Regions from separate parts of the Mus musculus genome. Here regions 2 and 3 are each linked to region 1. The links are chromatin loops, found by intact Hi-C in ENCODE. Cell type or tissue: heart. All regions are shown on one strand. Links, peaks and the distances in the headings refer to the core of each region. The heading gives the core; the rest is flanking DNA.

Evidence for each region. Peaks named below come from ENCODE experiments on the same cell type or tissue, not always from the same donor. Only the 100,000 strongest peaks of a DNase experiment are listed, where the experiment ranks them.
Region 2: a loop joins it to region 1, with 4 times the contacts of the local background. A loop is called at or near these places in 10 of 42 quality-filtered maps.
Region 3: a loop joins it to region 1, with 9 times the contacts of the local background. A loop is called at or near these places in 13 of 42 quality-filtered maps.

Annotation. Positions count from the first base shown.
Region 1 is chr7:27,280,674-27,290,647 of GRCm38, forward strand. It overlaps Numbl (numb-like), which reads left to right. Exons shown (of 10, transcript NM_010950.2): 10 at 81-1,477. The coding sequence ends at 736. Among named protein-coding and RNA genes, the nearest start is that of Numbl, 27 kb to the left of the region's middle. In heart, for the core only: CTCF peaks have their summits at 4,496 (motif pointing left) and 5,268 (motif pointing left); DNase peaks (open chromatin) are centred at 4,578 and 5,258; H3K4me3 peaks cover 1,145 bases; H3K27ac peaks cover 778 bases; H3K27me3 peaks cover 1,705 bases.
Region 2 is chr7:26,773,314-26,783,287 of GRCm38, forward strand. It overlaps Gm51442 (a long non-coding RNA gene), which reads right to left and starts at 8,326. Exons shown (of 2, transcript XR_003946615.1): 1 at 7,316-8,326. In heart, for the core only: CTCF peaks have their summits at 2,731 (motif pointing right), 4,676 (motif pointing right) and 5,382; no DNase peak of the experiment used is centred there; H3K27me3 peaks cover 316 bases.
Region 3 is chr7:27,128,359-27,138,332 of GRCm38, forward strand. Cyp2f2 (cytochrome P450, family 2, subfamily f, polypeptide 2) reads left to right here. Exons shown (of 10, transcript NM_007817.2): 5 at 833-993; 6 at 1,359-1,535; 7 at 1,936-2,077; 8 at 2,812-2,999; 9 at 4,116-4,257; 10 at 4,858-5,302. The coding sequence ends at 5,039. Among named protein-coding and RNA genes, the nearest start is that of Cyp2f2, 13 kb to the left of the region's middle. In heart, for the core only: CTCF peaks have their summits at 20, 3,200 (motif pointing right), 4,391 (motif pointing right) and 4,596; no DNase peak of the experiment used is centred there.

The DNA.
Region 1 (9,974 bases), core at 553-8,552:
GGCTCTGATCTCCAGGCCACCCTGACTCCTAGCCTGGGATTCTTCATGGCAACCTGTACCCTTCACTACCCTCTCTCCAGGGACTTCTGCCTGGGGTGAGCCCTCCGTACCCGCTGCAGCTGCCTTCCAGCCTGGGCACAAGCGGACACCCTCTGAGGCTGAGCGATGGTTGGAGGAAGTGTCCCAGGTGGCTAAGGCCCAGCAGCAACAGCAACAGCAGCAGCAGCAACAACAGCAGCAGCAAGCCACCTCCGTGCCACCAATGCCCACCATGGCCCCCACCCTTCAACCCTTTTCTGCCCCAGTGGGGCCCTTTGACACTGCAGCTGCCCAAGTGGCTGTTTTCCTGCCGCCCACACATATGCAGCCTCCGTTTGTGCCCGCCTACCCAGGTCTGGGTTATCCACCAATGCCCCGGGTGCCTGTGGTGGGCATCACACCTTCACAGATGGTAGCCAACGCCTTCTGCTCAGCTGCCCAGCTCCAGCCCCAACCTGCCACACTGCTTGGAAAAGCTGGGGCCTTCCCCCCACCTGCTGCACCCAGTGCCCCTGGGGGCCAGGCCCGTCCGCGCCCCAATGGGGCTCCCTGGCCCCCAGAGCCAGCGCCTGCCCCTGCCCCTGAGTTGGACCCCTTCGAGGCCCAGTGGGCGGCACTAGAAGGCAAACCCGCTGTGGAGAAACCCTCCAACCCCTTCTCTGGTGACTTGCAGAAGACCTTCGAGATTGAACTGTAGCCCAAATTGCCCTGCTCCCGCTCCATCAGCCCCAGGTGTACCGCGCTCAGGAGGGGAGGCCCAGCCTCTATCCTAGTGTTGCTCCCTGAGCTGCGCCCCTCAATGCTCCCTCTAAGCCCTTCTCTCCACCACCCCTCACAAACCACTACAGAACCAATATTGTGATGCCTAGGTTTTGCCAAGATGGAATTCAGGGATGGACCCAGCCTGGCTAAGGGAACCATTTCACTGCCGGACTTAGGCTGGTGATGCCCCTTCCCCAGCCCCAGTCATGGAATGCCCTCTGTTCAAGCTACTTTCCCTAGTTTCTGTTGTGCCCTTCCACCTTCCAGTGTTGGGCAGGGTGGAGGAGGGAGGCCCACTTAAGCCTGGTCCGTCCTCTCCTTGTCCCATACACACAGCACAAGCTAAGGGCTTCCTCTCTGCCCACGCTGTGTTCACTGCCAATGCTGTGCTTGCCCTGGCCCCCTCCCCGATTCGATTCGGGGCGTGTCTTCCGGAGGGCCAAGGTCTCACGGGGTGGGGCCCGACTGGGGGCCCAGGAGAGGGGCGGTGGGAGGGATGAAGACTCTGTTACCTCATGTCGGTGCCCGCTGGGGAGGGGTCCCAGGAGAAGAAGAAGGGGGTGCCTGGCGGGTACTTTTCTATCTTTTATTTCCAGATTTTTTTTGTATCTAAACTTGCAGATTTGTATTATACAAGGACAGCCAATAAAGGAAGAATATAATGGTGGCCACTGGGAAATCAAGGTGTGTGCATACGAGCGGAGGGCCCTGCGTGGAGCTTCTCCCACCGCATAGCTGTCCCTGCCTGTGATCCTGGCACTGGGGGCCCGGAAGCAGGGAGATCCTGAGCTTATGGTGGGTCTCTGAGGCCACCCTGGAGTATGTGAGACCCTGGCTCAAAGAAAAAAAAAAGCCTTTTGTCATTTTAAACATGTCCCTGAGCTTTAAACCTGACCTCTGAGTCATGGTTTGGTGATCAGCATCTGCCGTGTAGATGGTAGAGGGAGCCCACAGTTAATCATTGCTTTCTTAATTATTAACAGACTTGAAACCAAGGAGTCAGGCACATTGTGAGTTATTGCTAATTGGTCTGAGATCAGCATTCCAAGTGGCTCATCAAAACACATCTTGGACCACCCTGGGAAAGGCCTGTCGGTCGGTCTCACTTTCCAAAACTTGGGCCAAAGTTTCCCCTGGCAGTTCCTGGGTGTGTTTTGTTTTTCATTTATTTGTTTCGAGAGACAAGGTCTTAGTATGTTTCCCAGGCTGGCCTAGAACTCAGATCCGCCAGCCTCTGTGTCTATAGTGATGGGATTAGAGATGTGCGCCCCATACTTGGTGTCCACTAGCATCTCAAACCCCTGTGTTACTGCTTAAGTCACTGAACATAATCGATGAGACCTTTAAAAAAAAATGACTGGGGAGCTGAGCCTGGTGACTTGGAAGCTAGCAGCAAGAGAATCAGGAGTTCAAGGCCATCCAAGGATACATAGCTAATTTGATCCAGGGCAACATGAAGCATCAAGGCTCTATCTACGCGCACACACACACACACACACACACACACCCCAAATATGGGGGCTGTGGCTCAGTGATAGAGTGCTTGCCTAGCATAGATGGGGCTCTGGTTCTGTTCCCAGTGCTGCAAAAAGAAAAGATAAATGCATATCAAACTATATTTTGTACTCCCTTAAAATAACATGGTTTTGTGCAAGCCGATATTCTGTTCCTATTTGTTTGGTTTTTTTTAATTAGGTATTTTCTTCATTTACATTTCAAATGCTATCCCAAAAGTCCCCCATACCCCCCACCCCTCCCCACCCACTCCCACTTCTTGGCCCTGGCATTCCCCTGTACTGAGGCCTATAAAGTTTGCAAGAACAAGGGGCCTCTCTTTCCAATGATGGCTGTCTAGGCCATCTTCTGCTACATATGCAGCTAGAGACACGTTTGGAGGCTGATTATGGGATGGATCCCTGGGTGTGGCAGTCTCTAGATGGTCCATCCTTTCGCCTCAGCTCCAAACTTTGTCTCTGTAACTCCTTCCATGGGTGTTTTGTTCCCAATTCTAAGAAGGGGCAAAGTGTCCACACTTTGGTCTTCGTTCTTCTTGAGTTTCATGTGTTTTGCAAATTGTATCTTGGGTATTCTAAGTTTCTGGGCTAATATCCACTTATCAGTGAGTACATATCATTTGAGTTCTTTTGTGATTGTGTTACCTCACTCAAGAATGATACCCTCCAGGTCCATCCATTTGCCTAGGAATTTCATAAATTCATTCTTTTTAATAGCTGAGTAGTACTCCATTGTGTAAATGCACCACATTTTCTGTATCCATTCCTCTGTTGAGGGACATCTGGGTTCTTTCCAGCTTCTGGCTATTATAAATAAGGCTGCTATGAACATAGTGGAGCATGTGTCCTTCTTACCAGTTGGAACATCTTCTGGATATATGCCCAGGAGAGGTATTGCGGGATCCTCCGGTAGTACTATGTCCAATTTTTGAGGAACCGCCAGACTGATTTCCAGAGTGGTTGTACAAGCTTGCAATCCCACCAACAACGGTTTTGTTTTGGTTTTTTAACTTAAGATTTATTTTATGTATGTGAGTACACTGTCAACTGTCTTCAGACACACCAGAAGAGGGCATCAGATCCCATAACAAATGGTTGTGAGCCACCATGTGGTTGCTGAGAATTGAACTCAGGACCTCTGGAAGAACAGCCAGTGCTCTTAACTGATGAGCCATCTCTCCAGCTCCTGTTCCTATTTGTTAATGGGGGTCACACACCTGATTTGGGAAGAAGGAAGAAGCTGGGACTCAAACCCAGCCTCTGGCCAGCCTTGAAGCTGGGGTAGAAACAGGCTGGGATCTAGCGTCAAGAACTTACCCCAGCACCAGGGACTTTTAACCAACACCTGTGCTGGGATGCAGACCCCAGGCATGGCTAGAGGGCTCTGCTAGAGATGAGCCTCATCTGGGCACCCTCAAGCCTTTGTTCAGTCAGTGGGAACCCCAGGCTGATTTTTGCACAGCCTTTCCTGTTACCAAGGAGGTCTTTCAGCGCTGCCCCTCATCAGCCATGCACATGCAAACAGGTGGAGAACGCCAGAGGTAGCGCCAAAGATGGGCATCTCATCAAGACCTCCCTACCGCCCCCAGCCCCCCCCCCCCCCCACCACCACCCGACTGGACCAGTTTCTCTCCCATGGCCTGCATGGAGGTTCTTGCTCTTCCTGCACAGAACTCATAGTCTGGTCCCCTCACCCCACCTCCTGTCCCCAGGCTTAGGTTCCCTCGGAATGGACCCAGGAAAAAGCCCGGTGTGGCATATGATTATAATCCCAGCACTCTAGAGGCTGAAGCAGGAGGATCATTGAGTTAAAGGCCAGCCTTATCAGAATAAAACTAGGAAACCCGGATAAACCCTCCGATTACATCATTTGGAGGGACATCCTTACTGGCTGCTTTGGCACCTCCTACCTAGTGCTTAGGAAAGCTTCCCAGCCACTGTGGAGCCCGGCCTTTGTGCCTCTTTCCCAGGAGCAGCGCCCAGGATCCTTGTTCAGTCCTTTATTCTCATCTAAGCTGGGAGAATCTAGATTCCTCCGGATGCTGCAGAGGACTGGTTCCTACCGGCGGCCGCGGCCAACGCAGTCAACCCTAGCTGTGAGAGCTATGAATCCTGCGCTCGCGATAGGATAGCGCATAGTAGGACAGAGGGTGGAGTGCGGCTGGAAAGCGCCCCCTGGTGACCTTGGCTGCGCCGCGATGGAGTGGCCTGAGGGCTGGCTTAGCAAAGGACTTACACTCAAAAGGACTGGGAGGCAGAACATCATTTTTGGAAAAAACAACTGTCGTCAGAGCCAGGAGGAACGTTATCCCTCAGGCCTTGGCTCGGCAGCTTGCTCCTCTGGGAAGCCCTCTTTGACTCCCCTAGTTCGGATCTGGCTATTCTGCTGGACGCCTATAAAACAGCGTTGTCAGCGCGAGCCTGCCAAATCAGGACGGGACTCTTCTCTGCCTGCGCCCCACCCCCACTTCTTGCCTGCATCTACCATTCCATCTTATGATCTTTGTTATCCACTCATCCCACCCTACCCTCTGCTTTCACCCCATCCTGTCTGTGTGTCCATTCCACTCCAGACTTTCTGCCAGCTCCCCGCAATCCAACTGCCTATGGTTTTACAGCACCCCACCCTGCTCCCAGCTCTCTGCCTGCTTCCCCCACACTCTGACTGGGATCCTATCTCACCCTCCCTGACTGTTTCCTTAGCCCCATCCCACTCTAACTCCCCCACCCCCGACCCTTGACTCTGCGGAGTATCACTACCGCCTCACAGATTTTATTTTGTCCAGCGGCTTTATTAAGATATAATCTACTTGGGGGGTGGGGTGGAGAGATAGCTAGCGGTTAAGAGCACTGGTTGCTCTTTGAGAGATCCATTCAAAACCTACCACCCACGTGGCGGCTGTAACTCCATCCAGTTCTAGGCCATTCATTGCCCTCTTCTGGTCTCTGCAGGCACTGCACATACCTAGTGCACAGACATAACATCTAGCTTAGTTCAGTTCCCTGCAACCACATGTTGGCTCACAACTATCTGTAATGGGATCCGTTGCCTCTTCTGTTGTGCCTGAAGATAGCAACAGTGTACTCACGTATATTAAATAAATCTAAAGCAAGATGTAATCTATTTATAAAGTTCACATTTTAAATGATCTCATAATCGATGGCGATTTTACAGTTGAGCGTCCATCATTGTGAATTCTACTTTAGAACATTAAGGTCATTCCAAAATGACCTGTTCACCCATGCGTAGTCACTCCTTATTCCTATCCCACCCCAGGCAATCACTGATGCCTGTTAAGTCTCCATCCCTCCTCTATGCACAACTCTCCGCACCACCCCAAGTTGGGAAAATATTTCTTTTGCATGCTAAGGTTTTTGCAGTGACACAGAACCTACCCTGAGGGAACTCAGAAGTCCCATTGGGGACATGGCTAGCTAGTAAAAGATGCTTGCTGCACAAGTCCAACACCCTGAGTCCCAGATAAACTCCCGAGGACTGTCCTCGGACGTGGAAACTTAAGGGTTCTTTGGAAAGGCAGCTGTGTTGGCTGGTGTTTTGCTGGGGCCCGTGGGTGAAGGAACATTTTGTTAAAGTGGACACAGGTGTGAAAGGCTAAGGTGAACTCGTGAAGGGACGTTTCACTGACACAGACACAGGAAAGAGGATGTTCTGCTAAAGCAAGCACGTAAAAGGACACGTGATGAGCGAGTCTTTGCTAACAACACACATGCATTGGTTCACCTTACGTTGCAGAGTCGAGCTGCATTTGTTGGGATGCCATAGAGAGAAACACATCAAAAAACTTCTGGTGGTGTGCTGCAGTTTCTTGCTGCTTCCCAGGACTTGGGCTGATTGGCAGAGTGATGTCAGCTGAGACAGATGCGCATGCTGAGGCATGACACATGTAGAACACATGATGTTTGGAGGGCATAAATAGGACTAGGCAGACAGTGATGGGGACAGAGCTTGGCTCGCTGGTACAGCTAGCTGTGTAACGTTTGTGGGTCTCACATCTTCTCTGATCTTCGCTTCCCTGAGAGAGGCACAGCCTAGAACTTCTCCAGGCATTCCTCCTGGTCCTTCCTGCTGACTCAAGCTGAGGCTGGGGCCTGGCTGTCTCTGCTAGGTCACATCACCACTGTTGCTAACCCGACTCTACTAAACTGGACTGCTGATGTATCCATGAAATGTTTGCGAGTAGATTGAGCTGCCACTGCTGACCTGTGAACTGAACTGTTGATCTCCAGACAACACAGATGGGAGCTGCTCCAAAGAACCTTTCTAAACAGGTCCACTTCCCCCATATCCTTTCTTTCCCACTACCTCTGGTGAGTGGTGGGCTAAAAGGAATGTTAAAACATTTAAGAACCATCATCAAAAATAGGTGTTTGAGGTGCTGGAGAGATGGCTCAGTGGTTAAGGGCACTGACTGCTCTTCCGGAGGCCCTGAGTTCAATTCCCAGCAACCACATGGTGGCTCACAACCATCCATAATGAGATCTGATGCTCTCTTCCGGTGTGTCTGAAGACAGCTACAGTGCACTCATATACATAAGATAAATAAATAATTTTGAAAAAATTAAAGTTGCGTTCTCTGTCCCCCATATGTGTACCATGGCACACACATGCACACTGAATAGTAATAGTTTAAAGTCATGTTGGAAAAAAAAAACTAGTGGAGAAAATATGTCCATTCAACCCCTGTTATCACTGATTTAAAAAAATTGTTTTGGGCTGGTAACAAGGTCACTCCAGCAAACCTGAAAATCTGGGTCCCATTCCCCTCTCACAACACACATGGTGGAAGAAGGAACAGATTTCCAAAACTTGTCCTCTAGCTTCACACATGCGCTGTGATGTGCTCTCTCTCTCAGACAGACAGACAGACACACTAAATCTTTTTAAAAACATTGTCCATATAAGCACTAAGTGTGTGGCTCAGCACTAGAACACTTACTTGCCTAGCCCTGGGGTTCATCCCCAGCACCGTTTGGGAAATAACAAGTCAAAACAAGAGCTCACCATGGTGGTGAGCACATGTCACCCCAAATTTGGAAGGAAGAGGCAGAAAGACGGGAGTTCAAGGTCTTTCTCCGCTGTACAAGTGAGTTTAAGGTCAGCTTGGATATGCAAAACTCAGTATCAGAGAGAGGTAGGGCTGGCAGAGACAAGAATAATGAAGAGATAGGCATGGAGCTTAGGAAAGACTCTCTGGGGTACCCTGTCAAAGGCTGGTCAAGAAGGAATCCTGACCCAGAAAGACAGTGAGTTCAAGGCCAGCCTGGGATACATACTGTGCCCCAAGACACCTTAAGCTCAAAATCATGACCCTATCTCAAGAAAAATCAAACAAATCAAACAAAAAGAAACCATGCCCTATCAATCAAACAAAAAGAAACCTCGCCCTCAAAATCATGGCCCTATCCCTATCTCAAGAAAAAGGCAATCAGGAGGTTTGCAAACACCTTTAATCTCCTGGTGCTTAGGAGGCAGAGGCAGGTGGATCTCTAAGTTCAAGGCCAGCCTGGCAGCTTGGTCTACAGAGTGAGTTCCAGAATAGTCAGGGGCTACAGAGAAATCATGTCTCAAAGCACATGTACACACACTTTCTCTCGATAGATAGATAGATAGATAGATAGATAGATAGATAGATAGAGATATATATAGAAAGAGTGTGTGTATAATTCATATGAATGAAAGGAAAAGGAAAAGGCAAAAGAAGGGGAAATGACAACATAACAAAAATTCCAGCAAGACAAACAGAAAAAACAAACAAACAAACAAAAAGAAGCCGCACGCGCGTGCACATGCACTTGCACACACACATACACTCACACACACAAAATATTGCCATAGAGGAAAACTGATCACAGAATAAAATGATTCTAGCAGAATCATGTGCTTGCCTGGTATACACAGAAGCCAGAAGAGGGCACTAGATCCCCTGGAATTGGTTGTAGGCCACCATGTGGGTGCTGGAAACTGAACTTGGTTCCAGCCAGTGCCTGTAACTACCTTGCGCTCTCTCCAGCCGTCCTTTTTAAACTGGATAATGTTGTATGGCAGTAGCAGGGTGAGATCTTGCAGCCTTCATGTTTCCCACATGTTTCTCCTCGATATGATAAATATCTGACAAAATAACTTAAGGGTGAGTGGGCTTGAAGGAACAGCAGCCAGCCTGGTGGAGAAGGCATGGAGGCTGATCTCATGAAGAGTCTTGAATGCTGGTTTTATTCCTCCTAGGACCCCTCTGTATGGAAGGTGGTACCATTCATATTTAGGATAGTTCTTCTTGCCCAAATTAACTTTATGAAGACACAGATTAGCCCAAAGGCTTGATTCTAAGTCCCACGCAGGGCCAGTGAGATGGCTCAGCAGGGAAAGGCAATTTCAGCCAAGCTGGATGACCTGAGTTCAACCAGATCAACCCCTGGGACCCATGACCTAAGTAGTAGTGGGAAAGAGAGAAACAATCCCTAAAGTTGTCCTCTGATCACCACACACACACACACACACACACACTGAATTTTAAAATTTTTAATCCCACTAAGACGACAAGATTAAACATTACATGAATCATGGTTTTATTTCTTTTCCTAAGATAGGGTCTCCCTTCCCATGTAGCTCTGACTGCATCTGGTAATCACTAGCCCAGCCTAGACTCTAACTTTTGGCAGTTGCTCTGTCTCTGCGACTCAATGGAGTTACAAATGCGTGCCATTATACCCAGTTTGAATAATACTTTTCTTGAGTCTGGCGCCTTAGACCACTTAGTCATCTTGACACCCTCAAATCCTAGCTTTCTGTAGCACATCCAGGCTGTATGTGCCTGACTATTAGTTATCATCTGCCCACTTTCCTCCCATCGTGCTCCATGTATATATACCCTGGTGTGTCCCAGAAGTGGGGTTCCTGCGACAAAGTGTAGTCTGTTAGTGTCACATGCTGTATTTCTTTATAAGGTTTCTTTCTCTCTCTCTTTTTTTTTGTTTTTTGTTGTTGTTGTTTGTTTGTTTCTTTGTTTTTTGAGACAATATTTCTCTGTGTAGTCCTGGCTGTCCTGGAACTCACTCTGTAGACCAGGCTGGCCTCGAACTCAGAACTCTACCTGCCTCTGCCTCACTGGGGTGCCCTGTCAAAGGCTGATCAAGAAGTCTTGCAGGAATCCTGACCCAGAAAGACAGTGAGTTCAAGGCCAGCCTGGGATACATACTGTGCTGGGATTAAAGGCGTGCACCACCACTGCCTGACTTTTTTTTTTTTTAAAAGATTTATTTATTTATTTCATGTATGTATGTGGACTGTCATTGTCTTCAGACACACCAAAAAAGGGCATCAATCCCCCATTACAGATGGTTGTGAGCCACCATGTAGTTGCTGGGAATTGAACTCAGGTCCTCTGGAAGAGCAGTCAGTGCTCTTAACCGCTGAGTCATCTCTCGAGCCCTATAGGGTTCATTTCTATCTGAAGTTTCAGGCATCAGCTATATGGAGAGGATATTAAACTTTATCCCTAATAGCCAGATATGGCAACTCAGGTTTGTAAATTCAGTACAGGAGAGGCTAAAGCAGGAGAATTTCTGTGAGTTTGGGGCCAGTTTGAGCTTCTGTATATTGAAGTACTACAGAGTGAGATCTAGTCATAAAATAAAGGTCTA
Region 2 (9,974 bases), core at 993-8,992, 510 kb before region 1:
GAGTGCTGTTTGCTTAACATCCACAAATGTGATAATGTTTCCAACCAGCCATTGAGGCTTTAAGCCTCAAATGTGAGCTACTAAATTTCTGCCTGCATGCCCTGTAGCCCTTGGAGAGTTACCAGGAGCTTTGCCAAGGTAAATTCCTGACACACCCTCCTCCTCCAACCACAAAGATACAACAACAGAGAAACCTGCCCTTCAAGAAAAACAGGGGAAAGTAAGAGAGAGGGCCATAAAGCTCCAGCTTCTCTTTTTTTTTAATTGCCTCTTTTTTGAGATTATAATATATTTACAACATTTCCTCTTCCCTGTCCTCCATCCAAATGCTAGCATATACTCCTCCTTATTCAACTTTTTATTAATTGTTGTTACTTGCATATATATGTGCAAGTATATATGTGTGTGTGTGTGTGTGTGTGTGCAAGTATATATATGTGTGTGTGTGTGTGTGTGTGCAAGTATATATACATGCAAGTGTATATATATATATATATATATATGTGCAAGTATATATGTGTGTGCAAGAATATATATGCAAGTATATATAAGTGCAAGTATATATGTATATATGTGCAAGTATATATACATGTAAGTATATATATCTGCAAGTATATATATATGTGCAAGAATATATATGCAAGTGTATATATAAGTACATATATATGCAAGTGTATATGTGTGTATGTGTGTATGTGTATGCAAGTAACGTGTGTGTGTGTGTGTGTGTGTGTGTGTGTGTGTGTGCATTCCATAGTCTTTTATTCTCAGCACCGTGGCCAGCTGTGGGTCTCTGTCAATTGCCATCTACTGCAAAAACTAAGCATGGCTGTTTTATCCATTCATTTGTTTTTATTTTTGCTGTTGTTGTCTTGTTGAGACGGGGTCTTTCTATATAGCCTTGACTGCTCTGGAACTCACTATACAGACCAGAGTGGCCTCCAACTCACAGAGATCCACCTACCTCTGCCTCCTTACAAGCGCTGGGACTGAAGATGTGCACCACCACTGCCCAGCTCAGAAACTTCTCTGATGGTGGGTGAGAGATGCACTAATCTATGACTATACAAATAAATCTTTAGGAGTAGGTTTGGTATGAGATTCAGTTAGCAGAACAATAGTAGGTTCTCCTCTGGGATCTATGATTTACCTGGCCATGTGTTCTTGGCCTCCCTACTGGTACTAGGCATGGGCTGTATCTTATGACAGGGACCTTAAAATCCAATCAGAAAGTGTTCCAAACTAAGTGTACCGTAATATTAGTTTTTCTATTGTACAGTGGGCATGTCTTTGCAGTCTGGTTCTCACTGTTGCTCACAGGGCCCAGAGCTGGGTAGGACTGATGGTTTCATCCCTTCCAGTAATCAACATAGCACCTCCCAACACTACGAATGCTAGCCAATAGGGGTGAAGCTTCCTGGCCAGTCAGCACCTGCTTGATTTTCCTGTGTTCTAGGATTCAAGCATGTAGTGTCTTCAGCAATGGGGTTTTACTACCCATCAAATTCTGGAAGATAGTTGTCTTAGTTAGGGTTTTATTGCTGTCAAAAGACACCATGACCAAGGCAACTCTTATAAAGCAAACATTTACTTGGGGCTGGCTTACAGTTTCAGAGGTTTAATCCATTACCATCATGGTGGAAAACATGGCAGTGTGCAGGCAGAAAAAGAGGCAAGAGTTCTACATTTTAATATAAAGGCAGCCAGGAGAAGACTCTGTTCTGCAGGTAGCCAGAAAGAAACTATCTTCTGCTTTGGGTGAAGTTTGAGCCTATATATGAAATCTCAAAGCCCACCTCCGTAGTGACACACTTCCTCCAACAAGGCCACACCCACTCCAACAAGGCCACACCCACTCCAATAAGGCCACACCCACAACAACAAGGCCACACCTTCTAATAGTGCCATTCTCTATGGGCCAAGCATCCAAACACATGAATCTACAGGGGCCAAACCTACTTAAACCACCACACTAACCAAGAGCAATAGCAATAACCTATACTGTTGGGGGCATCTATGAGACCCTTCCAGCCAACAACTCAATCCTAATCCCATCACTGAGTGATGTAGTCAGTGTTCTATTGCTCTGAAGAGATACCATGACCAAGGCAACTCATAAATGAAAGCGTTTAATTGGGCTGGCTTACAGTTTCAGAAGTTTAGTCCATTATCCTCATGGCAGGGAGCATGGTGGCACACGGGCAGACATAGTAGATGAGAGTCCTACATCCAGCTATGGCTATGCAGGCAGCAGCAAGAGACAGACCCTAGGCCTGGCATGAGCAATTGAAACCTCAAAATTCACCCCCAGTGACACACTTCTTCCAACAAGGTTACAATTGCTCCAACAAGGCCACCCCTCCTAAGCCTTTCAAAGAGTGAGTCCCTAATCATCCAAGTATGTGAGCCTACGGAGACCATACCTATTCTAGCCACCACATGTGGCTTTTTATATGACAAAAAGACCTGTGGTATCTAGTAGGATCATTGCCTCCATACAAGTGCTTCAAAAGTGTGTATATACTTTGGTAAGCTGCTTTTACAGTGGTTGGTTCAAGCTTGGCTTTCTCAGAGGTTTTAGGATTAACCATCCCTCTTCGTACTCCCTCCCTTACCCTGCCCTCACATTCCTCACACCACTTAATCCGTCTTGCTCCATTACTCCCCATCCCACCTCTGCTGCCAGAATTCTATCCCCCCAAGGCCCAGAAGCTGTGCTACCTGCAGGAGTCCTCAAGTAGTCGTTTCTGACCAGTAGATGGCAGTACTACATTATGTGATGCACTGATTGGCACCTGGTCAGGAAGTAAGGCCAGCAGGTGGGCAGAGACGTTGTGTGTGGGGTGTGTGTGTGTGTGTGTGTGTGTGTGTGTGTGTGTGTGTGTGTGTGTGTGTGTTGCGCTGCTCCTTGAGGCCCTCGGGAGACAGGTGATGGGGTTTGTAGATGAGCAGGGAAGAGACACAAGGGAGGGTTTAGAGCTCAGCCACAGACTTATTTTTAAAGAAATGGGGGGAAGGGAACTGTGAGGCCTCCTAAGCTCTTTGACTCATACATTTGATTACATAAAGTCTCTTTCCATCCAACCTACAGTAGTCTCCAGATACTCAGGGCAGACTTTATGGTTGACCTAGGAGGAATCTACCATTAGCAATCAGGGGCCAGATAGGCAGCTCAGCATATAAGTGCACAAGCTACTCATGTGGGGGACCAGAACTTAGTTCCCTGGACCCATGAAAGGTGGCTCACAACTGCCAGTAACTACAGCTGAGGGGATCCAGGGCCCTCAACAAAGTAAAACAGAAAGAGGAAAAAAAAAAAAGAGGAAAGGAAGGAAGAGAGTTGGGGAGGCTGGAGTGATGGTGGTGCTAGGGCAGGGCACACACGAGGACCTGACTTTGGACCTCCAGTACCACATAAAACAACCAGTGCCTGTGCACACACCACACACACACATACACACACACACCATACACACAGACCCAACACACACACACATCCTGTACACACACACCATATACACAGACCCAACACACACCACACACACACATCACTCACACACACATCCTGTACACACGCACCATACATCACACACATACACACACCACACACACAGACCCAACACACGTCACACACACACCACATACCAAACATCCTGTACACACATACCATACAACACACACATACACACACCATACACACAGATCCAACACACATCACACTCACAACATGAACACAACACATATACACATACACCACACACATACTACACATGACATGCATACAAACTCCACACACATCACACACACTGCACACATATACACACATAACACACAGCACACACATGCACACACACAACACACATGCATACATATACACACATACACACACATAACAGGATCACTATATACACCTATGTACACACCATACACACATATATGCACATTGCACACACATACACACACACTCATATACACACAAACATAAATTTAAAAAGATTTAGAGTGTGCTTTACAATTAAAAAGGAATTCAATGTAGAGAATCTCATTACAACTAAAAAAAGAAAAGAAGAGAAAAGAAAAGAAAAGAAAAGAAAAGAAAAGAAAAGAAAAGAAAGCTGTTGTCTTTCTGCACCTGCCTTGATGTTTATAAAACACTCTCTATAGTATAAAAAAAAAAAACTGGCATTTGTCGAATATTTTGTGGGTTTTTTCAAAAGAGCTTGGAAGTTTACAAAGCCCTTTAAAATGTACAATTGTAAACTGTACACAGGACTGAACCCTTATAAATACCTTGTGGCTTATAAAGTATCTTACAACCTACAAAGATATTTTGTTTGCAAAATTCCTTTGGCAGCATGCATTGTTATAAAGTGATTTTCCATTTCACAACATAAATATTTTGTTAATTCCTGTGTAATGTTCACAAAGAGGCTTCCACAAATAAAGGTCTTTATTTTGCCTGCAAAGCTCATTAAGTGGAAAACCACTTGATGATAGCTTAATTTTTTCAATGCCCTTGAAGGGAGGGAGGGAGGGAGGGAGGGAGGGAGGGAGGGAGGGAGGGAGGGAAGTTCTGTTTTGTTTTCTTTTGTTTTGTTTTGTTTTGTTTTTTCAGTCTTCCCACATTGATATGACTAGTGTTTCCTGGGTGTCCACTAGGAGGCAGGCAAGATGCTAAGCGTGGGATTTGGCAATTAAACCAAGGAGACACCATTTCTGATGACCCGATAAAATACCCTGACAATCAGCAGCATGGGGGAGGAAGGATTTATTCTGCTTATAATTCCAGATGCTATTCCATCAGTGGAGGGGAAGTCAAGGCAGGAACTTCAAATAGGTTCACATCACATCTGCAGTCATTAGCAGAAAGAACAAACTCACCCTTGCTTGTGCTTAGCTAACTTTCTATACTATTCTATAGTCCAGGTCCCCAAAACCAGGGAATGGTACCAACCACAGAGAGCTGGGTCTTACTACATCAATTAACAATCAAAAAACAGCCCCACAGAGCAACCCAATGTAGACTATGCCTCACTGAGACTTTCTTCCCAGGTGATTCTACCTAGTAAGACCCTGTCTCAAAACAAACAAACAAACAAACAAACAAACCTACCACGTCCCTGGATCCCTGAAATTTTTGGTATGAAAATCTAGAGACAGGGCCATGCTGTGTAACCCAGGCTGCTGTCCTCAGACACTATTTCGTCAACCTCCTGAGTGCTAGTATTATAGTCCTGAGGTACCCAGCCGGACTTGGTGTAATCTTGGACTTTACAGAATAGATGAGACAGTGGCACTGCAGGCCACAGTCTCTCAGCCTAAGTACCTATGTTTCGATAGCCAGAATCCTTTCCCAAGTCACTCTTGCAGTTCCAGTATTTGCCCTACAGGGGGAGCACCAGTCCCAGGAGATCAGACCTCTATTTCATTACTCTTGACAAGCTAACTTACACAGAGAAACGGTTCGTTTTGCCTCAAAGTTTTGAAGGCCCCACAGTAAGCAGGAGGGCCCGTTGCTATGGGCCATCTGGTGGGCATGTTGCATAGCAGTGCCAGGGAACGTTTGGTACGACAAGTTATTCTTACTTCATGAACAGAAAAGAAAAAGAAAAAGAAAAAGAAAAAAAAGGAAAAGAAGAAGAAAGGGGAGGGGAGGGGAAGAGATGGGGGTCCCCCCAAAGCCTCTTCAGCCATACCTCCAGGACTAAGAACATGTCACAAGTCCCCACCTCCGAAAAGTTTCACCATCTCCAAATAGGGCCATCCTGAGTACTGAATTACCATATAGACCTATGGGGGACGTCCAAGTTCGCCCCACTTTTTCAAAACCTACCCTATTTCTCTTTCCCTCGGTCAGCTTTGGGAAGGCATTGGAAACTAACAAAACTCAAAACTGGGCTGGAGAGGCATCTCTCTGGGTTATGAGTGCAAGCATGAGAACCCAAGTTCAAATCCCCATTATTCATGTAAAAGTCTGGGCATGGCCATGTAGAGCATACATATAACACTGGCAAGGGGAGCCACAACAGAGGCATTGCTTGGGCTTCTTGGCTGCCAAGCAAAGTAATGAGTTTCAGGCTCAAGGAGAGAACAGGTTTGAAGTGAATAAGGTGGAGAATGCGTGACAACCCCTGCACAGGGGCACAGACACACACACACACACACATACACACACAGAGTGGGAGAGATTGTTCAAAATCCATCACTGTGTGGCCCCATCATGCCAAGCTAGAGCTAGGACAGAAACATAGTTTTGCATATCCAGCAGAGTAGCAAAGAACGGGGACTTAGAAGCCAAGAATCCGAACTTGGCATTTTCTATTGTGTTCAGTTTAAGCAAGTTTAAAAACCTGTACCTCGGTGCTGGAGAGATGGCTCAGCGGTTAAGAGCACTGACTGCTCTTCCAGAGGTCCTGAGTTCAAATCCCAGCAACCACATGGTGGCTCATAACCATCTGTAAAGGGATCTGGTGTTTCTGAAGACAGCTACAGTATACTAATACAAATAAAATAAATAAATTAAAAAAAAAAAAACCTGTACCTCTACCTTCCAAACCTATAATTAATCTCTACTACCAATAGTTGGTACCCTCCGCACATTGTAGAACATCGTATATAAAGGAGTTACAATGAGAAACATGGAAAATGAGAAAAACCACACTGTAGAACATTGTGGATGAGTGAGTTACACTGAAAAACACATACGTGAGAAACGCACATTGTAGAACATCGTATATAAAGGAGTTACAATGAGGTGAGAGGGTGAGAGGGCTAAATAGATAAATTTGGCCTATGTCCATGTTACCAAGGTGATAAAGACTGATTGAAAATGGTCTCTGTATACAGTGAGCCTTACCCTGTTTTGTGGGCAAACAGCAGCCTAAGAATATGCTCTGTGCTAACCAAGCAACTGAATCTCAGCCAATCACAGCATTTGAGCTTCAGCCAATCACAGGCTCCCAACTGACTAGACCATTTCCACAGGAAGCAAACTATAGCCAATCTATCTATCTATTTCATAAAGTAATTTTCCCTTCCCTTCCTTACCTAGCCAACTTTCTCTCTTCCTCTTCCTCCTCCTCCTCCTCCTCTTCCTCCCTCTCCCTCTCCCTCTCCCTCTCCCTCTCCCTCTCCCTCTCCCTCTCCCTCTCCCTCTCCCTCTCTCTCTCTCTCCTTAAAAAGAGAAAAGCCACTAAAACACCATGGAGTCCTATTTGAGTTGGCTAACTCCTCCTGAGCCTGGGAACTGACCTAGAGTGTGGTTGACAAACCCAGTGTCACTCCCTTTTAAAAAAAAAAAAAATTCTTTTCTTACCCTCTGCCATCAGCTGTCACTTGTGAAGAGCTTCTTGGATTGGGTGGGACTTTGTGCGCTCTCCCACCCCACCTGCTGGGGTTGTGTCTGAGTTGTGCCGGTCCTGCGCATGTGCAGCCTGTGGAGGCATGCGCATCCTGTGAGGGTCGCTGCGTGCCGTCACGGTCTCTTTGAGTTCATGTGTGCACCTGCTTTGTGTCTGGAAATTTTTGTCTCCTTTTCGTCATCTACCGCCTCTGGTTCTCACAGTCTCAGGATTAATAGTGTGAAAATAGCCATCGTACCAAAAGCAATTTACAGATTTAATACAATTGCTGTCAAAATTTCAATAAAATTATTCATGAAATTGAAAAACAAAACCTTAAACTTCCATATGAAAACATTTTGTTAAACTTAACTCACTGTAGATTTTTCTTTAACAAGAGGTTATTTGATGTTACACGTGGGAAGTATGAAAAGGTAGGTAGCTGCAAGACCAAGTTCTCAGCACAAAGGAGATTTGCTTGCCCCCTGGTGGGGTAGCGGGGTGCAGAGGAGGGATAAGGAGACAAAGACAGGAGTTAGAGGATGAGAGAGAAGGGAAAGGGAATGAGGAAGAGGGGTATTTATCCCAGAGGAACAAAGGACTGCCCGTGGGTAGAGAGGAGACAGACACGGCCCTTAGGAAAATGGTGATTTAGAAAGAAAGGGTAGAAGGGGAACCCCCTGTAAGGATGAGGTGTTTAGTTCTAATTAGGCATGTAAATTAAAACAGCCAAAGGGGACTTTTGATTGCTGAACTTCAATAGTTTGATAGCTGGACCTTTATAGTCAGTCTCAAGAGGAGGAAGTGACCAAATAAAGAAATAGACTTGGAGGCTAGCTACAGGAATATAATCGAATGGTTTTTTAGCAAGGCAGAGAGAACAGGTGAAGAAAGACAAAGCCTGCCAGAGCCATGTGTACCATGCTCAGGCTGGCTAGAGTCCTGCAAGGAGTGTGGGATGCTTGATCCTTTGTAAGGAATATTAAAGGTGTTAACTATTATCAGCCAACGTTGAGTAAGCCCATACTACATACTATCCTGGTACTAAGAAAATCATGCCCCCCCCCCCCGGCCAATTCGGTATGTAAATATCAGCAGATAAAACCCAACACAAGCAGGTCATAAGATGAAATAAGGTGAGCTCAGTTAGTTAGGAAACTGTCAGGTCATGGTCTTTTTAGACTGAATAGTGGGAGGGCTTTAGGAAATGTGAGCTCTGAAGGGGGGGGGGGGGGGAGGGCGTGACTTTCCTTTTGTATAGGGAGCCACAAGGGCAAAGGCCTTGAGGTGAGATCAGGTTTGGCAACTTCCAGGATCAATCAAACATAGTATCTGACAGGGTCTGCTGAAGGAAAAAAAAAAAGGTTTCACAAGGTCAGAGTTCCCTCTCCCCGCCTCTGTGTGTGTGTGTGTGTGTGTGTGTGTGTGTGCGCGTGTGCGTGTGCGTGTGTGTGCGTGTGTGTGTGTGTGTGTGTGCGTGTGTGTTCATAGTGCATGTCTGTGAAGCATGAGCGCACATATTCTGTGTAAGCACGCAGAGGCAGTGCAGGACACAATGTCTTTCTCTACTGCTCTTTGCCTTGAGACGGTCTCTCACTTTTTCTGTCTAGGCCATCTGGCCTGTGAGCTGCTCCTGGGGTCCTTTTGTCTTCGTTGCCCAATGCAGAGATTGCAGGAAACACAGAGGCATGCTCAGCTTGTTTTATGTGGGCTCTGGGGACTTGAACCGAACCGAGGTCCTTATACTTATCCAGCAAACACTCTTGCCCACAGAGAATATCCCAAGCTTCATACTTTATCTTTTGAGATAGGATAGCTCACTTAGCTCTGGGGGAGCTGCTGACTAGGCTGGGCTAATCGCCAGGAAACCACAGGAATCCACCTGCCTCTGCTTCCCCAGCTCTGGGATTAAAGGATGTGCCAATGTTCCTTGATTATCTCCTCCTCCTCCTCCTCCTCCTCCTCCTCCTCCTCCTCCTCCTCCTCCTCCTCCTCCTCCTCCTCCTCCTCTTTAATGTGGGCCCAGGGATTGAATTCAGATCCTTATATTTTTGCCACATATTTTACAGCCTGAACTATCTCTTCAGCCCAAGACAGGAATGTGTGTGTTCCCTATAGGGAAGTCCAGGTTGATCTTGAAACTGTGGCCTGAATGCTGCTGTTAAGGAGTGTGCCTGGTTCAGCTCACTGATTTTTTTTTTTTTTTTGTTACTCGTGTCTTCTCTTTTACTTATATAGACCCCTCGTATGTAGCCAGCACGTTGTGGGGCTCACAATAGATATTCTTGAAGTAAATAATAGGCAGGTGCTCAAGGGATGTGAATATACTTGGACATAATGTTTCCGGGTGGACACAATGGTCTCTAGAGCTCATAGATCTCCCTGGGAGATCTTTAGGTCCCAGGCTATGTCCCATGTCTACAGAATCAGAACCGCATCTCTAACCTTCTCAGCTTTCCCTCAGCGCAGGGATGGAGTTGGCAGGTTCTATTTACATCTCAGTGTTGAATCTGAGCTACTAGGTGACTTTGAGACGTGGCTTATCCCTGCCTCTGCCTTATCTGTGCAGTTGTAAGGCCATGAAGATAACAGGATTTACTATATGGAAGAGCTGCTGGTGGGATTGGCTGCAGT
Region 3 (9,974 bases), core at 1-8,000, 150 kb before region 1:
TACTGACACCATGAGGTGGTACATTGCGACTGCGCCTTGGGATGTCCCTGGGCTGTCTGTACTGGCATATTTTGTGCTTGGTTGGTTTATGAGGTTTGGTTTGGTTTCTTTCATTGAGACAAAGTCTCTCATAGCCCTGGGTGGTCTCAAACTCTCTATGCAACCAAGAATAACCTGGAACTCCTGATCCCTACCCTCTGCCTCCCAAGTGCTGAGATTGCAGAGGTCAACCACTATAAACAAATGTCTATTTTTTTTATTAATTTAGGGTTTACTTGTATGCATATGTGTTTGTGGCATGCAGAGTGTTCAGGGGTGCCTGCCAAGGTCATAAGGAAGGTCAGATCTCCTGGAGTTATAGGCAATCATTAATAGCCTGAGGAAGCCCTCTGGTCCCTAGCTGTCTGATTTTGAGACAGTTTTGAGCCTTATAACCCAGGCTGACCTCAAACTTGAGGCAACCATCCTGCCTCAGCAGGGGTTACAGGTGCTAACCACCCTTAGGACTCTTTGGCTGTACTCACTGGTGATTTTGTGGGCAGCTGTTGGCTATGATACCTGTGTGCCGTGCTGTGGGCAGTGTAATGTATTCTTGTTCTGCAAGAGTTTTGTTGTACATGACATTGCCAAATTATTTAGGAGTATTGTCATATCACACATTGCGTGGCCTGTCATATTGCACATTGCGTGGCCTCGTGAGAGCATTCTGGACTGTGAGGTGCTGTCTCACGGTGGGTGAATTCTGAGCAAGCAGGAATCGTGGGAGCACTCCATCTGGCACATGTTGTATTGGCAGAGCTTCACACTGACCTACTTCATCTCTCCACCTCAGGCAAGCCCTTTGACCCCGTGTTTATCCTGAGCCGCTCTGTGTCCAACATTATCTGCTCTGTCGTCTTCGGAAGTCGCTTCGACTATGACGATGAGCGTCTGCTCACCATCATCCACTTTATCAATGACAACTTCAAGATTATGAGCAGCCCTTGGGGCGAGGTAAGCACTCGGAGGTCAACCAGATGGGATCATGGGTCCACAGGGTCCAAAAATGTACCAGGGGCCAGTGATGAGATACATGCCTATAAACCCCATACTAAGGAGGCCGAGGGGAGAGGATTGCCACAAGTTCCTGACCAAGCTAGACAAAATAGAAAGAACTCCTCCTTAAAACCCCACCCCCAGTTACACGGTCCACCCATCCTCCTCTGTCCTGCCCCCCTCCCTCCCACTCTCGTTCCACCCTTGCAGAACTTGGCTGCCCATGACAAGACCAGGTCAGAGTTGATTTAAGTTTGCTTTGCTTAGCCTATCCATCAACCCCCAAGCTTGCTTCACGAAGCCTCTCCAACTCTGGTCCCCAGATGTACAACATCTTCCCAAGTGTCCTTGATTGGATACCTGGGCCACACAAACGCTTGTTCCGGAACTTTGGAGGCATGAAAGATCTCATTGCCCGCAGCGTCCGCGAACACCAGGATTCCCTGGACCCCAACTCTCCCCGGGACTTCATCGACTGCTTCCTCACAAAGATGGCACAGGTAGCTGTAGGATGAAGATTCTCCCTCTAGGCTGGTGTGAAGCCCTCCTGCTGCCCCCTCCCGCTCCCCGCCTCAAACGTGCACAGATCTCAGTTTGGGTAGAGTCCTGAAGCTGTGGCACCTGGCCCTGCTGGACAGCTGCCCAAAGCGACTACCAATTAACAAATTATTAAGCCGTTGTGGTTGGCCAAATTGTTCACCTTGGGCCTTGTCACTTTTTCTCTCTCCCTTCACACTACCCGGCTCCCACCAAAAAAAAAAAAAAAAAAAAAAAAAAAAGTTAGCTCAAGAGAGGGACAGAGCCAGCGACTAGTGACGGTAGCAGTTGAGTGGATCACAGAGGCTCCGAAGTATAAGCTTCTCCCAGTCCCTGACTCATAGTACCATCCTTCAACCACAGGAGAAGCAAGACCCACTGAGCCACTTCAATATGGATACCCTGCTGATGACCACACACAACCTGCTCTTCGGTGGCACAGAAACCGTGGGCACCACACTGCGTCACGCCTTCCTTATTCTTATGAAATACCCCAAAGTGCAAGGTACACGGGCAGCAATGTCCCCTCTACATTACCTCCTCCCTTCTCCTACCCTCCACCCCCACCCTACCCCGTCCAGAGGGTCTAGTAGAGCCCTCCATTAACAACCCTCTCATACAAGCCAAACCAACTAAGAGGCCCTCAGGGTCCACACAGTGCCATTCCCGACCATACCTGAGTACTATTGGCCCTGCCCACAACACATGCGACTGTCTGTCTGGCCTCTGAATCCTTCTTCCTCTGTCATCTCAAAACCCCGCCCCTGAGACCCAGTCACAAGGTCTGCTAAGAACCTTGAACTCTTCTGAATAACATGACTCCCTCCAGCACATAAGCCTCCCCTTCCCCAGGCTCCGCCTCCTGGGTGTCTTCCTGGCTTTGCGGGAGATAGCTGCACTGCCCACACACTAGGTCCATGAGCCTCAAAGCCCTTCCAGAAATCAAATGAGGATCCTAGGATCCAAACAGCCCTAAAGCCCACCTACACAAACTCACACCCAGAAACCCATGCAACAATCAACATTTTTCCCTCTTGAAAACAAATGCTTTGAAACCCAGACTAACCAGAACTCACAGCTATCTTCCTGCCTCAGCTTCCTGCGTGCAATGATGACAGGCCACTGCCTACAACTAGAAAAGCTCTGACTTGATCCTGTCCCATGAACTCCCACAAACCTGCCCCAGTCCCAGCGGTTCCTCAGAGACCATCATTCACTACCTTCTCCTTCTACCTCCAGCCCGCGTGCAGGAAGAGATTGACCGTGTGGTGGGGCGCTCGCGGATGCCGACGCTGGAAGACCGTACATCCATGCCTTACACAGATGCAGTGATCCACGAAGTGCAACGCTTTGCTGACGTCATCCCCATGAACCTGCCTCACCGTGTCACTCGGGACACACCTTTCCGGGGCTTCCTGATACCCAAGGTGTGCTGGGCTCCTAAAATGACATAGGGGTAACCTAGGAAGGGTACCTCAAGCTTTTGTAATTGGCTAAGAGGTACCCTAGACCCTAGCAATCAGCTCCCAGGGTACCAATCAGCAGAGGTGGGAAGTTGCCAATATTTTTTTCCAATATTTAATTTTGTTTTTTACATGTATGGTGTTTCCCCTAAATGGCTGTGTACCACATGCATGCAGTGCCCAAGGAGGCCAAAAGAGGGCGCTGTGGCCTCTGGAACTGAATATACAGATGGTTGGGAGGCATCAAGAGGGTGCTGGGAATTGAACACAGGTTCTCTGCAAGAGTAGCCAGTGCCCTTAATACCATCTCCCCAGTCTTTTTTTTTTTGGGGGGGGGGTTCCCTTATAGCCCAGGTTGACCTTGAACTCCCTACGTGACTGAGGTTGGACTTGAACTCCCGAAGCTCCTGCCTCCTCCTCCAGTGTATTGGAATTCTACCACCCCTGGCTTAGCCATTTTAGATGCTTTAAAACAGAGTTCCTTCATATCAGAAGAGATCGGAACTCCATACACCTTCCTATCTCAAGCCCCTTCCTCAGACCCCTTTCCAGAACTACTGGGCTCTGGAATTTTATCTAAACATCTCCTGAGGCCAAAATACCATTCTTGGAGGACACCCTCTCCAAACACTCCACCCCAACTCCCACCCCACCCCACTTTGCACCCCAGCACACCCCCACTCAGAAATCCCGCGTCTGCTTCTACAAAGCTCAGGACCAAGGGTGGCCCACATCCATTTCTCAGACCTCAACAACAGCATCTAGCACCTATCTCTAGGGGACCTAGGTAGAGTCCCACCTTTTCAAATCCCTAGTGCTCCATCTTTGCAGCACAGAAACTCGAGCTTGGGGGAAAAAATTAATAATAAACCCATTTTCAGAATGGAAAGATGTCTCAGCAGTTAAGAGCACGTCCAAAGGACCCAGGTTGGATTCCTAGCATCCACATAGCAATTCACAACCACCATTTCCAGGAAACTTTACACCCATATTGCACACAGGCAAACACTTAGACATAAAATAAAGTTTTGTTAATCCTCAGTGAGAGTACATTCACTGACTGTCTCTTCGCCCACACAGGGCACAGATGTCATCACACTCCTTAACACTGTGCACTACGACTCGGACCAGTTCAAGACGCCTCAGGAGTTCAATCCTGAACATTTTCTGGACGACAATCATTCTTTCAAAAAGAGCCCCGCCTTCATGCCATTTTCGGCTGGTAAGAGATGGAGTGAACTGTAACTCTAACCCTACTCTTCAAACCATCCCATCCTTGGCTTAGCATACAGAAATTTCCCTTTTCCAATTTGGTTCCTTTAACACCAAGGTGAAAGCCGCTTAAGAATGATTATTAAACTCCCACTAGGTGGCGCTGCTGGCCCTGGTTTTTCTTAACTCTACCTTGCAGCGGGGGCGGGGGTGGGGGGTAGGTGTGGAGCTGGGGGAAGGGGACTGGGAAACGAAGGAGGCGGGAATTCTAATTACTCCGTACAAGAAGGAGGAAATGAGGACTAATGTCAGATAAATTGCCTTTTGTGTGCCTGATGCTGTCTCTGAGAAGGGGCCAAATGAGTTGGGCTCCGTAGCCAGATCACAGTGGATTGCACCCCAGTTCTGTCCCATCTGTGGTAACATTCTGATACAAGATTTGAACCCAGACAGTTGCATTCATATCGGCAGCTTCCTCGGCTTCATTCCCTCCTGTGTCAGCGATATCCCCGATCATGATCTTCAAACCCACACATTTTCCTCTAAGAATATGGGATGCAGCCCATGCTCTCTTACCTAACCTCTGCTCTCGGCCCTCTTGCCCACACAGGACGTCGACTGTGTCTGGGAGAGCCACTGGCGCGCATGGAGCTCTTCATATACTTCACCTCCATTCTGCAGAACTTCACATTGCAGCCGCTGGTGGATCCTGAGGACATCGACCTGACCCCGCTCAGCTCAGGGCTGGGCAATTTGCCAAGGCCTTTCCAGCTGTGTATGCACATTCGCTGAGTACTGCGCCCAGGGACCCCTGTCCTTCTTCCAGTTGGGGTTCACTGTCATAGGCCTCCATTGATATCTCTCTCACATGATCTTCCCTTAACCCTGGGCCTGCCACGTATCAGTACTTTACCCCGCCTATCTTAAGCCCATCTTCATGGAAAGAATGACGTGACAAAGGTGAAATACCCGTCTTATACGCACAGAACCTATTCTATGATGCACCCTTTTCCTGTCTGTTTGTATCATTTCCTAGTAAATATCTTAATAACTGATGTATATCTGACTTGGCTGAATTAGTTGGAAGAGATCAACCCGTGATGGCAGCAGTCGAAGAGCGGTGGGTCGAATCCCCTTTCCACAAGACTCATCTGGGATCAGATATTTACATTATGATTCACAACAGCAAAATTACAGGTATAAAGTAGCAACAAACATAATTTTATGTGTAGGATCACCCCAACTTGAGGAATTATTGGGGGCCACAGCATTAGGAAGATTGAGAACCACTGTTTTATGGTGAGGAAGTAGAAGGTCTGGTGCAGAGGGAATGAAGACACGCCCATCCCAAGGCTCTCCTATAGTTACCAGATGCAAAGTCAGAGACTTGTCTAGGCTACTGAATGAGCTCAAAGTCAACTTAATTGTCTCAAAGTTAATTTTTGAAAGTACTGAAGATATAGTTCGCTAATAGAGTTCTTGCAAACATGTATGGCTCCCGTGGTCTGGTCTCCAGTACTGCAAACCAAGGGGGAAGGGAGTTAACGTTTTCTGGAAACCAGCTGGAAAGAAAAGAATGTGGGGGCCTAAAGACAGAGAGGCAGAGAAACCAAGACCGAGGAGGGAAAGGTCACCAGGGGAGATATCAACTACGGGGCCCGTGGGATGGAAGCTAGAGAGCCTGAGAGAGACGATTACAAAAGACTAAACTATGCTTCCCAAGAAAAGAGCTCTCGATGACACCCCTAATTCTCCCTATAGAACAAAGAAGGATTGCTACCCCATGTTACAGACCAAACTGAGACTAAGAAAGATGCAGTGGTTTGCCCAAGATCACACTGGAGCACTCACCACAGACACTGAAGCTCTAACCACTACCCTTCAATAAACCAGAGGCTGCAAAGGGACAAAAGAAAACATTGTCAGAGACAGAGGAGAGTAGAGATAAAGAGAAAAAAAAAAAGTCGGGGAGCCGGCTCAGCAGTTAAGAGCACTTCCTGCTATTCCAAAGGACCCTGGTTCAAGTCCCCCATATGATAGCTCACAATGATTCACTCTAGTCCCAGGGGATCTGACACCTCTTCTGGCCACCACAGGCACTAGCAATACATGTGCCACACAGACATGAATGCAGATAAGACAAGAAAGAGAAATATGAGAGAGAGAGAGAGAGAGAGAACACCAAAGGGGGAGGGGGTGTGGAAAGGAGACACAAGCAAAGAAAAAGAAAACTAGGCCTGATAAAAAAGAGCAGTATTGGCTCAGGACACCCATCCAAGGCCAAGTTCTCAGCACAAAGAAGATTTATTTGCCCCAGAAAGACAAGGATGGGGAGTAAGATGCAAAGACAGGAGATAAAGGATGAGGGAGATGGGGAAGGGAATTAGGGAGAGGCAGAAGGGGTATCCCTCCTCAAGCACAAGGGACTTGCCTCTGGATAGACAGAAGACAGATGTGGCACATAGAAAAAATGGTGGTTTATAAAGGTAAAGGGGGAAACCCTGTGTTAGGATGAGATGTTAATTTTGCTTGGGCAGGTTAATTAGGACATTCAACGGGAACTTTTGCTTGCTGGACTAATACTTTGATAGCTGGACCTTGGTGGTCAGCCCCAGGAGAAAAAAGTGGAGAAATAAGGAAATAGGTCTCGGTGAGCAGCTTTAGGAATGTAATCTAATGGTTTTTAGCAAGGCGGAGGGAATGGAGGAGAAAGGCAAGCAAGGCCTACCAGAGCTGTGTTTGCCACACTTGGTCCTGTTGAAGACCCTTCACCAAGAAAGCCAGGTCTGCAAGCTCAGTTATCCCAGAGACTGGGGCAGAAGGATCACTAATTCAAAAGCTGCTCTGCCACAGAGTGAGTTCAAAAGCCATCCTGGACAGCTTAGTGTCCCAAAAAGGAAAAGGGCTTGGAAGCTCCGTGTGGTGGCCCACATATTTTTAATCCCAGAGTTTGCGAGGCAGACACAGGCAGATGAGTTGAAGACCAGCATACTCTACATAGTGAGTTCCAAACCAACCAAGGCTACATAATTAGATCCTGACCCCACCCCTAGGCTTGGGTCAGAGGGGAGGCTTGAAGTGTTGTTCAACAGTACAGAGCTTGCTGAGAATCCACCAATAGGGGGTTGGGGACATGACTCAGGGGTAGAGCCCCTGCCTAGAATCCCCCAGTGAGGGGCTGGGGGCGTGGCTCAGTGGTAGAGCCCCTGCCTAGAATCCCTCAGTGAGGGGCTGGGTGTGTGGCTCAGTGGTAGAGCCCCTGCCTAGAATCCCCCAGTGAGGGGCTGGGGGCGTGACTCAGTGGTAGAGCCCCTGCCTAGAATCCCCCAGTGAGGGGCTGGGAGCGTGGCTCAGTGGTAGAGCCCCTGCCTAGAATCCCCCAGTGAGTGGCTGGGGGCGCTCAGCGGTAGAGCCCCTGCCTAGCACATGCAATGCTCTGAGTTCAAGTCCTAGTACTGGAGACAACAGCAACAACAAGAAGACAGTGAAAGAGAAAAGAAAAGAGTCATGTGTGAAAACTGAAGTGACACAAACCCTGCATGGGTCTGAGCTAGGTCCTCCGCGTGCACATATGTTGTGGTTGAGTAGCCTGGTGTTCTTGTGAGACCCCCAACTTTGTGATTTGGGGAGGGGGAGGCTATCTCTGACTGCTTTTGCCTGTGCTGGGGACCCTTTTTATACTACTGGGTTGCCTCGTCCAGCCTCGACATGAGTGTTTGCATCTAGTCTTATTGTATGCTGTGCTCGCGTGATATCAGTGGAAGACCTGCTCTGTGTTTTAAAGGAAAATGGAGGAGATGGGGATGGGGGGGAGGAATTTGTGGGGAAAGGACTGAGAGGAGTTGAGGAAGGGAAAACTGCAGACCGGATATAATGTGTGAGTGAATAAAAAGAAGAAAAGAAAGAATCATGTGTAGAGGCTGTGAAAGGGAGTCTCTGGCTCCCTCTCCTCCCACCCCTGCGGGCTTTGCTCTGCAGCCCCTCCCTGTGGGGTGGGGATACAGTCACAAGCACGAAGCTTCAAAGCTTAGCACTGACCCTAACATCTTGACAGTTTGCTGATGATAGCTTTTCCTCCCAAGCTGCAGGCACGGTGCGTCTGGCTCCTAGCCACAGACAGCACTGAAATGGAGAGACCTACCTTGAAAAGAGTCTCCCCGAAGCCATTAGAAGTTGGGACATGCTCTGCAGAGCCTGACGCCAGCCTAGGCCAGGGCTATAGATAATCCTGACATGGGATATTGAGTTCCTAATCCCTACAGGGAGATCACGGGGTCTACTTCAGAACCTGAACAGGCATGAAGAGGCCCAGGGAGAGATGACAAAGAGAAATATATGGGGATAGTTAAAAGAAAATGAGGTGTGGTGATACAGATGCAGAATCTCAGCACTTGGGAGGCAGAAGCAAGTGATTCTTATCTCAAGATCAGCATGGGCTACAGAAGTGAGAGAGGCTCAGTCTCAGAAGCCAGATCTGTTGGTGAAGACTTGTAGTCCCAGATATTTGGAAGGCTGAGGCACCATCACAGTAAGTTCATGGCCAGACTGGGCAACTTAGTGAGATCTTATCTCAAAACAAAAAGCAAAAACAAACAAACTAACTAAGCATCTGCCTAGAATCCCCCAGTGAGGGGCTGGGGGCGTGGCTCAGTGGTAGAGCCCCTGCCTAGAATCCCCTCCAGGGAAGGGCTGGGGTGTGGCTCAGTGGAAGAGTACTTACCTAAAATTTACCAGTGAGTGACCCAGGCATGACTCTGTGCTAAAGCACTCGCCTGGAGTTTACCGATGAGGAGCTGGGGTAATTAACTAATACTGCATTTGTCTAGCTTATGCAGGCTTCAGGTTCAATGCCTAGTACCTCTAAGAGTAGGCTTAGAGTTTTCAAAACCTACTTTAATAAGGGTACTGAAACACTTCAACCTCCCTTCTAGCCCACCTACCAGAGGTAAGGGGGAAGAAAGGTTGCTAGGAAACGGGAGTTGGGGAACGTGGACCTGTTTAGAAGTAGTTCTTTAGGGCAATACCAATCTTCATTGTCAAGATATCAGCAGTCCAGTCCAAAACACCAAACACTAACAGTAACAGTGGCTTGACACAGGGTTCCTCTAATGGGCATGAGGCCTTGGAACTGAAAGACCCTGAAGGGAGCCCCTCACTCAAGCCTCAGGAAAATAGCAGACCCCCAAGAACTCACGAGAGACCAAACGATGCAAACCACACGAGGTTTTATTTGGGGAAAGCCAGAGCTCTGGGGATGACTTGTATCCCACACAGGGGTAGAGGAGTCAACCCCGAGGGGAAAGGGGTCCCAGTTTTTATAGGTCCTTAAGAGGGGAAGGAGAAGGAGGGAGTAGAGGATTTCTAGATCTAAACAATGTCTATTCTAAAATGATTGATTTCTCAAAAAATGGGTATGGGAAGGAAACAAGGAGTCTAATGAAGGTGCAGTAACTCCGGATTGGCCCCGACTGTAGTTGCTGGGGAGATTTTCCAACTCTATCCCAGCAACCAATATCACAAACACCTGGCAGTGAGGTGCAGCAGTGGGCACACACCTGGGTTCAAGGAACGGTCAGAACATTGGCAGACACACGGGTTCAAGGAGCGGCCAGAGCATTGTGCTCCTCTATTTGTCTAAATCAGTGAAGCTAGTTCTGCTAACAATGAAATCTATTTTGCCAATTTCAGGGCTTCTGTGACCTTTTACATTCTGTCAGGATCTTTCAT